Regions from separate parts of the Homo sapiens genome. Here region 1 is linked to region 2. The links are chromatin contacts, found by Hi-C or POLR2A ChIA-PET in ENCODE. All regions are on one chromosome and are shown on one strand. Each heading gives the region's core, a stretch centred on a gene start or an enhancer-like site at or near the end of the contact. The rest is flanking DNA. Distances are from core to core; before and after follow the strand shown.

The links. Hi-C counts contacts between places; a loop is a spot of excess contacts on that map. ChIA-PET counts read pairs that join two places held with the same protein, here RNA polymerase II (POLR2A). Pooled maps may share reads with other maps.
Region 1: a loop to region 2 is called in a map of CD4-positive, alpha-beta T cell, with 3 times the contacts of the local background. The contact joins two enhancer-like sites. A Hi-C loop is called at or near these places in 11 of 168 maps with a recorded cell type or tissue (B cell, CD4-positive, alpha-beta T cell, CD4-positive, alpha-beta memory T cell and 6 more), 19 of 37 single-sample maps with no recorded cell type and 16 of 50 pooled maps. POLR2A ChIA-PET finds 5 or more read pairs at or near these places in 13 of 52 experiments (CD4-positive, alpha-beta T cell, CD4-positive, alpha-beta memory T cell, CD8-positive, alpha-beta T cell and 8 more).

What each region holds. Positions count from the first base shown.
Region 1 is chr5:50,742,947-50,748,040 of GRCh38, forward strand. All of the region lies in intron 2 of PARP8 (poly(ADP-ribose) polymerase family member 8), which reads left to right. Among named protein-coding and RNA genes, the nearest start is that of PARP8, 79 kb to the left of the region's middle. Within about 2 kb of position 2,030, at least 5 of the 41 ENCODE cell types and tissues checked have a DNase peak (open chromatin) inside an H3K27ac peak, as active enhancers do; they include B cell, CD4-positive, alpha-beta T cell, CD8-positive, alpha-beta T cell and 2 more, where a contact is called at or near this core.
Region 2 is chr5:50,709,493-50,714,099 of GRCh38, forward strand. All of the region lies in intron 2 of PARP8 (poly(ADP-ribose) polymerase family member 8), which reads left to right. Among named protein-coding and RNA genes, the nearest start is that of PARP8, 45 kb to the left of the region's middle. RefSeq lists an enhancer at 1,737-2,086. Within about 2 kb of position 1,964, at least 12 of the 41 ENCODE cell types and tissues checked have a DNase peak (open chromatin) inside an H3K27ac peak, as active enhancers do; they include B cell, CD4-positive, alpha-beta T cell, CD8-positive, alpha-beta T cell and 2 more, where a contact is called at or near this core.

The DNA of each region.
Region 1 (5,094 bases), core at 780-3,279, 34 kb after region 2:
CTCAGAGGGACTGGTAAAGACACAGAGTGAATGCATTGTTTAAGGATGTTAGAAGTAAGAGGAAAGGAGTGAGAGCTGGGAAAATTATAAAATTGTGGTTAGAAAGTGGGACATGGGGGTTTGAGATTTTAGAAGGGGAGCCATTCACTCCAAATCAAGCTTCAAGGTATAGCCATTTGGAGATTTGGTGAGCTAGTGGTAGGGAAAACGAGGCCATGGAACTACGTGCAGCTTAACGTTGTCCAAATGGATGGGAGTGATGTCAAGATTTTTGGTAAAGAGGAAAAGAAGGTCCTAGAGCTCCCCAACCCTGGATAAATGACAAAAAGATTGTAGCTCATAGTGGTGAAGAATGAGGATGCTGTAGCTGATTGACCTGCACAATTTGAAAATGTTTTTAGAGGGTGAAATGATGATGAACATGAAAGTGAATGTTTTGGGAACTGAATGGCATTAAAGTAGCAAAGGTGAGCTTCTAGTATGCCCCAAATTACCTTCTAGCTTGAGACACTAGAGTTGGGTCTGGAGGTGGGTAGTGGGACAGCATCTCTTTCACTCTGCAGCACTTGAAGAGTAAAGAAGACAGAATTAATAAGTGCTGGAGTGAATTTTCTTCTAGAAAGCTCCAGTGTGTCTGGGGGTGAGATGTGGTCTCAGGTTTCAACTGCTGACTTGCAAGTGAACAAAGACTGAGACCTAACCAGGCACGATGGCTCAAATCTGTAATCCCAGAGGTTTGGGAGGCTTGAGGCCATTGCATTCCAGCCTAGGTGACAAAGTGAAACCTTGTCTCCAAAACATAAATAAATAAATAAATAAATAAAATTAAAAATTAATTGATTAAATAAAATTGAGATCTGTACTCCTAAGCATCTTCGCTAGGGTAGAGGATTGTTTGTCATGTGCAATTTTTTGTTTCTGCCTTTTGCTTTTTCTTATTTAAATTCTTAAAGTGGGATCTAACTGGGAGGGATAAAAGATACGAGGATGTAGTTTATTGGAGAAATTGTTTTAAATATTAGCAGGTAAGTAAAAAGGTAATGTGCAATAAAATACTGGTTTTTACTTGTTCTGTCAAAACCTCTGGGTGTTGTTGAAAAAGCATGAACTGAGGATCCAGGAGTTTGACGTTACAGATGGCAGTTATGGGCCCTGCTTGTAAAATCAGATAATGAATTGGTGCATCGAAAAACTCTTTTAAGTCTAAGATTCTTTCATCTTCAAGCCTAAATTCCAATCTTTATTACATAGAGCTACCATCTTCCACTACTTTTGAAAGACTCTCCTTAGATCCATGAACTTGGGAGTTCAGACCAGACTCTATCTGTTCTTAGCTCATTGCAGACATTTCAGAAGGAAAAGGATGGTAATGGAGTGATTGGGAAGTGTAGATACAAGAATGACCTTATTAAATGGTTCCAGTTATAGGAGTAAACAAATATATGAACAGAATACAGGATTAGGTAGATATGGAGCAACTGACAGCTGCTTTGGGAACTCCTTTAGAAGTTGTTGGCTATTGGGAGATGTCTTTGGTTGGGCCAGATGCTTTCAGAGGAAAAAGAGGTGAAAGTAACCATTTTGTTAGAAAATTATTGAGGTGCAATAAAATAATTTTTAGATTCTGGTTTCAAAGTTGTGACTTTAAGAACCATGCATCACACTGTTCATATAATATATACCAAACACATATTTGACTGACCTGAGTTTCTGGCAAAGCACCTCAATGTAATTAATTGTAAGTCAGCATATCCCAAAATTCTGAAGGCTTTTTTTTTTCTCTGAATAGGAATTCAGAGCTTGCTCCAGGGATGTGAGGACAAAAGATGAGTATGACTTTTAAAAGGAATTCAGAACTTGCTCTAGATTTTGCTTTCTTCTCATGTCCACCTTCTTTCACTTTCACTTATGCTTCTTGACAATATTTTCTGCCTGCTACATGGCATTTATTATGTACAGCACATACTAACAGTACTCTGCAATCTACTTAAGCTTTGTTCTTTCCACGTTTTTTTGGTACTACTCATTAGATCCTTGAGCCAATCATCCATGTCTGTTTGTACTAGATTGTTTCCCTTAGAACTCTGCAAGTCACAAAGTGAAACTGATTAGGATTTTACAGTCCTGGTGATTTTCCTTCTGGTATACCACTGAGAAAATGCTGTCGCACAAGGGGCTGATGAATCATTTTGCAGGATTTCTGTTTGCTATTTTCTATTTGAAAAATTAGGTACGTTCACGAACATGGGAATGTCTCCTAATATCATGAGGACAATACGACCATAAAATAAAATAATCAGTGTTGGTTTGGGTCTCAGATAAATGTAATATATTGTACTTTTTAGCAAATTGAGTTTTCCAGAGAACATTCATTCATGTAAATTTCACTCCTATAAATTTTAATTGCTTGTATTGGAAGCTGACTAAAATTACTCAGCACCTGCTGTTATGTGTCTGGCATTGTCCTGGGGTCCTTGCACCTGTTAAGCCATTAAATCATCACAGCAGGCTCTTAAGGTAGGTATGGATTCTTCCATTTTACTAAATAGAGATTGAGTCTGTGAGTGTTTAACCAACTTTTCTTATGCCTCCCAGCTAGTAAGCCTCAAAGCTGCATTGGACTCCTATTTGTCTGTCTTGAACTACAACAGGCCCTCTAACTGGAGGTAGACAAAGGAATGAATTAAGGCCTCATTTTGGATTCAGACATTGATTTAGATGAAAAATGAAGCAATTGCCATTGGTTGAGATGGTAGGCTGTTGGGAATTAATTCAGCTTAGTACTGAGTATAATCTCTGGCATTGCCAAGCTTCTGTCACATAGCACTGCCAGATCAGAAGGGTGCCTTGATCATCAGTTTTATTTCTACATAGTACCATTCGACAGTATAAAGGAATGGATCACGGGAAAATGAATTCATATGGGGTCATAGTGTACATTTCCCCCCAGCTTGTTTTGGGGCACCATTGTCATGGATATTTTATCTTCTAATGTTTGGCATGTTGATTCAGGGCCATGATTTCCAAAGCTGCTCTATTGGCTGAGGTCCAACATCTGCCATTTGTTCCTGCATTCTTATTCCCAATACATACCTTTTCACTGATATGTGCTCATATTTTACTACTATGATAGCTTCTTAATCTGATCTCTCTTTTCTTCAATCTATCCTAAATATTAGCTATCAGAGTATATTGTTCAAAATACTAATCTGCCTGGAAATACTGTTATGCTTCATAATCTCTGATTCCATTTATGTATTATTCTTGAAATGATAAAAAATTTAGAGCTAGGGAACTGATTAGTGGCTGTTGGGCTTAAGGATGCTTGGGTGAAGGGAGATGGATATGTCTCTAAAAAAGGTAGCACAAGGGAAATTTTTGTGTGATCAAATAGTTCTGTATTTTGTTTGCTATAATGGGTATGTGATGCACATGTGATAAAGTAACATAGAACTATACTCAAACTTTGCACTAATGTCAGTTTCCAGGATTTGATATTCTACTGTAGGTACATAACATGTAAGCAATGGAGGAAACTGGGTAATATACATGACACTTTTGTACAGTCTTTTCAACTTTATGTGAGTCTATATTATATAAAAAGTAAAAAAAAATACTACTGTGCTTTAAAATGTTCAAGTTCCTTTGTCTGTCATATTTATGTATCATATTCTCTGGTTCCCTCTAAATTAACCATCCAAAGGTGTTACCTCTGATATATATATTTTTTTCTGTTTAAATCTTATTTGGCATTAACACAATGTTTGGCTCATACCAGGTTACCAAAAAGTGTTCCTTGAATTAAAACTGGGATTAATGGTTTTAATCCCAGTGCTTTAGAAGGCTGAGGCAGGAAGATCACTTGAGGCCAGATGTTTGAGATCAGCCTGGGCAATATAACAAGACCCCTGTCTCTATCAAAAATAAAATAAATTAGCTGTATGTGGTGGTGCAAATCTGTAGTCCAATCTACCCAGGAGGCTGCAGGGGGCAGTTGCTTGACCCCAGGAGTTTGAGGTTACAGTGAGCTATGATTATGCCATTGTACTCCAGCCTGGGCAACAGAGCAAGACCTCATCTCTAAAAAAAATTTTTTTTAAATGGAAAAAATTTGCTTTATGAAATAAAAATGTATCAAACTTGGTCTGTTTACTAATCATACTTCTTTTCTACTCATCTACTTATTCAGTTATGGTTTTTTTTGTTTGTTTGTTTTGTTTTTTTTTTTTTTTTTGTCTCTTCCTAATCTCTTTCCAAGTACTGAGCAGCATGCCAGGGATTTGACTGGTGGAGTTGGGAACTCTTTTCAAGGACTTAAGACTCAAATGTCATAAGGGCAAGATGAGCCAGGGAACCCAGGGTATAAGCTATGCTGACTCATGTTCATCCATTCATTCAAATTTATTGAGATTTGTGTTATAGCTCAGTATATGATCTATCTTGATATTCTGCAGTTGTAGTGTTCTATGAAAATCAGTTTCAAATATTCTGTGTTTTTAATTTTTTTTTCTTTTTGGTCTGGTTCCATTAATTACTCAAATTATGATTGTTGAGTTGTTCATTTTTCCTCTATTTCTGTCAGGTTTTGCTTCATATATTATGAGGCTTTGTTATTAGGTACATACACATTTATGATTGGTATGACTTCTTCCTGACGAACTGACACGTTTATCATTACGAATGATCTCTTTATATCTTTAGTCCTCAGTCTTCTGATGCTTATTGTTTGCATGGTGTATCTTTTCCATTCTTTACTTAAATCTATATGTGTCTCTATATTTAATATGGATCTCTCAAAGATAGGATAGACCTTGCTTTTTTTTTTTTTTTTTTTTTTTTTTTTTGAGACGGAGTCTCGCTCTGTCGCCCAGGCTAGAGTGCAGTGGCGCGATCTCGGCTCACTTCAAGCTCCGCCTCCCGGGTTCACGCCATTCTCCTGCCCCAGCCTCCCGAATAGCTGGGACTACAGGCGCCTGCCACCGCGCCCGGCTAATTTTTTTTGTATTTTTAGTATAGACCTTGCTTTTTTATCCATTCTGGTAATCTTTTCCTTTTATTCAGTGTGTCTTGTTCCATTAACATTCAATGAAGTTA
Region 2 (4,607 bases), core at 714-3,213:
TTCTTGTCTTTCATATTCATGTTGTAGGCTTTTCTCAAATGTCTACTGATCTTTCAACTGTCTATTCACATTTAAGAGTAAGGTAGTGGGAAACATATTTTAATAATAATGTAAGCACCATGGTAGGAGATAATCAGTAAAATTCTTGAGTGCAGTAGCCACAGGCTTACAGTGTCTTCACTCTGACTCATCCAGAGATTAAATTTGCTCGTTCCACAAAAAAATGCCAGTGTTATTAAGCCCTGGTACTGTTGCAAAAATATAAAAAGGAGAAAAGAAAAAGACCAAGGAACCAAAAGAGAGATAAATAGACAAAGAGTCAGAGATGGATGGATGGACTGTTTGTACAAGAGTGTGTGTGTGTGTGTGTGTGTGTGTGTGTGTTTGTGTTGGGGGGGAGAGACTATGAGAATATGAGGTAGAAAGAGTGTATATATATATATATATATATATATATATATATACACATACATATATACACACACACACATATATATACATATATACACACACACATATATACACACATATATATGTATGTTTGAGATGTTTGTGAAATATGCTTAATGACCCTTTAATAAGGAGAAACTGTTTAGATTTTGGACAGAGACAATTCATATTAATAATTTTTTTCTGGGGCTAATTATTGTGCTTTCATTTTATTACATCTTTGTGCTCCTGATGTATTTTCTCAGTTATTTAAAGGTGTTGAAACAAGCACCTTCCATTAGTTCATTACTTAGTGCACATTTTTGCTGCTGTTATCATAGGGAGATCCAGTTGCATGTCTGGTTTAATCTGAAATATAAATTGATTGTTTTTGTACTTTCATGGATCTTTTCTTAGAATCCATCTCCCACTGACTTTTATCTATATTTTGAGGTGAGTTTTGAGGCAGTGGTTGCTTTTGCCTTAGAACTTTATCAGCAATAGTAGTAAAGAAGTAGTCACATGCTTCATGCTTCTTATTTATATCTTTTTTTATTTAGAAGGAAACCTTTTTTAAAAAAGTTTTTTTTCTAAATTAAATAAACCTTTTTTATTTAGAAGAATCAGAGATTAGAATGGGTTCAACACCTGATGGTCTGATGGTACTTAGATCTTACTGGGTCCTGCTAATTCTCATTTCTGGTCTGGTAGGAACCTTTTAGAGAGAAATAAGGATCAGCTTGTTTTTGTGTGGATGCTCTTTTGTTGTGTGAATTGTCTTGGACTTCATTCTCCCTTTTCAAAGTATCAATATTTAAATATAACAGATTTAGCAGTGTAACTCTGGTGTAGACTTTTGAAAAAGAACACAATTTTTGTTTCTGTGTCTGCAACCTACATATGTGATTGAAAATTTTTATATCTAACAGGTTCTACTTTTGATGACTTATTACCTAGCCACAGTGTATCTGTTTCTATCTGTAGCTTTATAACTATCTGTCAATCATTTATCCATATCTATGTCTCTATCTGTACATAAACACATATACATATGTGCCTGTGCATACAATCAAATGTGTATATTTGAATGCTTTCCTAGCCTCAGCATATATTAGTGTGTTTAACTACCTTGTGGTGAATTGTTTGTTGCTACTGGTCGTCTGTAAAATAGCATCTTGATTCCTCCTCTGATAAACACAATTATGTTATTATGAAACTTTCCTCTCTCGTTTTACCTCCTTAGAGCTTGGGAATTAGGCCAATTGTAGAGCTAAGTCTTCTGATAGTCTTGCTGTTTTAAATATTATTGTCTATCAGCCATTCATTACTACCTTTTTCCATGCAAAGGGAACACCAGTGTTGTTCAAGAAATCATACCTTAGTGAAAATGCATGGCCCTCTCTCCAGCTCAGGAATAAAAGCCTATTAGTTTAATTCAGTCATGTGACTTGTCCCTCTGGCCTGCCTTCTCCCTCCTCCCCTAACTGATTGATTCAGGGCTGTCTAGGAACTTCTCTCTGGCCTCTGAAATGTGAGGAGTTTGCTCTGTGGCTTCTGGGGCTGACTTTCATTTTCATTTCTGGATGTGATATTGGGACTGCAGCACCTGTCATGTGGGCCACACGGGAAGTTAGCCCAGATGTAGTTTGAAACTGCTGCTATACTGTGAGAAACAGAAAGACAAAATGGGCAGAATTTGAGTCTTTGGGAATGAGTCCTTGGTTGAGCCGCTGAATTAATAATAGACCTCCTCACCCCGCCCTAAACCCCAACCCTCCTGCCCATAATCCAACATACATTTCTGCACTTATATGAGAAAATCAAGGTCCTTATGTTTAAAGTCAATTCAGTATAGGTTTTTGACAGTTGCAGCCAAAAGCATTATTGCTGAGACACATCACTGCTTTACCTTTTATTTCTGTTTTCCATAGTGATTATTAACAGCTGTTAACTTCTCTTTTCTCTTTTAAGCGAGTAGAGTAAATCATAGGCCAGGCTATTTATCTAGCATTACTGTGATAATAATAAACCTTCTGAGAAACAAAAATCTAAATGATTTTTCTGCAAAGTTGATTTATCTGCATCCTGAAGGACCTCATTACTTCTTCCACTTCTGACAGATATTTATGGTGCAATATAAGTTTATTCTTTATCAATTTTAAGAGTAGTAAGTTTTATTAATCTTCACTTTATTCAGAGTGATTTGAAATAGATCACAAAGTGAAATGGCAGAAACTAAATTATGTTATGTCCAAAATAATAAGAACAGCATATGCTGACCTTTGGCTGTTGGTTACCATTTTGTAGGCTCCTCCCAGGATTATATATTTAGAAATAGATATTTGGCATTTTATACTTTAAAAAACCCAACTTCTGGGAAATCTTCTGTTTCCCTACAATAAATATGTACAGTTTTGTGGAGCACCTATAATACAACAAAATGAATTGGTCATGTTTTTCATGCTTCAATTATTGTACCGTTGATGGCAGAAACTAACAGGAGCTTTTTAGAATCTATTCAACTTCATATTGTTTTTGTGTTAATATCAGACAACATTTTATTATAAGAAATGTACAAAATAGTAAAAGTTGCAAAGATTCTTGGCAAAACAGTTGACCAGATTTTTAAATTATTGTAGTTCATGATTTCCTCATTTACTCATTCAGTAAGCACTGAGGACCAGGCTCTGCAGGCCACCCTGAATATAGAAGAGTCCCTGTCCTGAAGGCATTCACAGAGCAGGGATGAGATAAAGCAGCAAACATTATAGTATAATGTCATAAGTGACAAGATAAGTGCAGGGAGCCACGGGAGCATGCAGGGTGAGAAAGAAACAAATATGGATCTGGTGGTCAGAAGGAGAAGAAAGATATTTTGGTATAAGGACTGTTTAAAACAGGAAAGAAGGAGGAACAAGGTTTTTTTTTTTTTAAGTTTTGTTGCTAACATTAGGCTTGATTTTATTGTGTTTAGGAGATTTTTTTTTTATTTATGTTAGTGGCATGAGGTAAAGTATTATAATAAACTCAATACAGAGATGTAATAATAACAACTAAAATTTATTCAGTGTTTCTGTGGCAATTAAAAGAGTGAGTATAAGTGCCAGATGGCTTGACTTTCAAAACCACTCATGTCAGATATTTGCTGTGTTATTAGGTTTAGGTATATTAATTGTGCTTTATTTTCCCCATTTATAAAATGGCTGTGAGAGTCATCTATATGTTATAGATCTGTGGTGATGTTTCAATAAGTTAATTATCCAAAGGACTTACAAGAGTGCTTATTCATATTGAGTGCTCAATAAACTTTAGATATTATTATTATTATTATTATTTTGAGACAGGGTCTCACTCTATTGCCCAGGCTGGAGTGCAGTGGTGTGATCTTGGTTCACCACAACCTTGGCCTCCTGGGCTCAAGCAGTTCTCCCACCTCAGCCCTCCAAGTAGTTAGGACTACAGGCATGTGCCACTATGCCTGGCTAATTTTGGTATTTTTTGTAGAGATGGGGTTTTGCCTTGTTGCCCAGGCTGACCTTGAACTTCTGGGCTCATGTGATTTGCTCCCCTGTGCCTCCCATAGTGCTGGGATTACAGGCGTGAACCATCACACCCAGCTATTATTATTATTTGGATAATCTCATTTAATTTTTTCATTAATCTGATAATATAATGTGGTAGACAGAATAATGGCCACCAAGATATCCACATCCTAATCCTGGAACTTGTGAACATATTACCTTATATGGCCAAAAGGAATTTACCAATATGATTAAATTAAGATTTTGAGATGGGGGGATTACCTTGATAATTATGTTGAGCCCAGTGTCATCACATGGATCCTTAGAAGAGGCAGGCGAGTCAGAGAAGGAGATGGGATGAAGGAAGCAGAGGGATAGAGTCAGAGATCTGAAGATGCTCTGCTGCAGCCTAGCAAGATGGAAGGAACCATGAGGCAAGGAATGTGGGCAGATTCTAGAACCTGGAAATGAAAGGAAATGGATTTTCTCCTGGAGCTCCTGGCAGGAATGTGGCCCCCCTGACATCTTGATTCTGGTCTGGTTGAACCCATTTAATTGGAATTCTGACCTACCAGATCTGTAAGATGATACATTTGTGGCATTTTAAGCCACTGATGATTTTTCTTTTCTTTTCTTTCTTTCTTTTTTTTTTTTTTT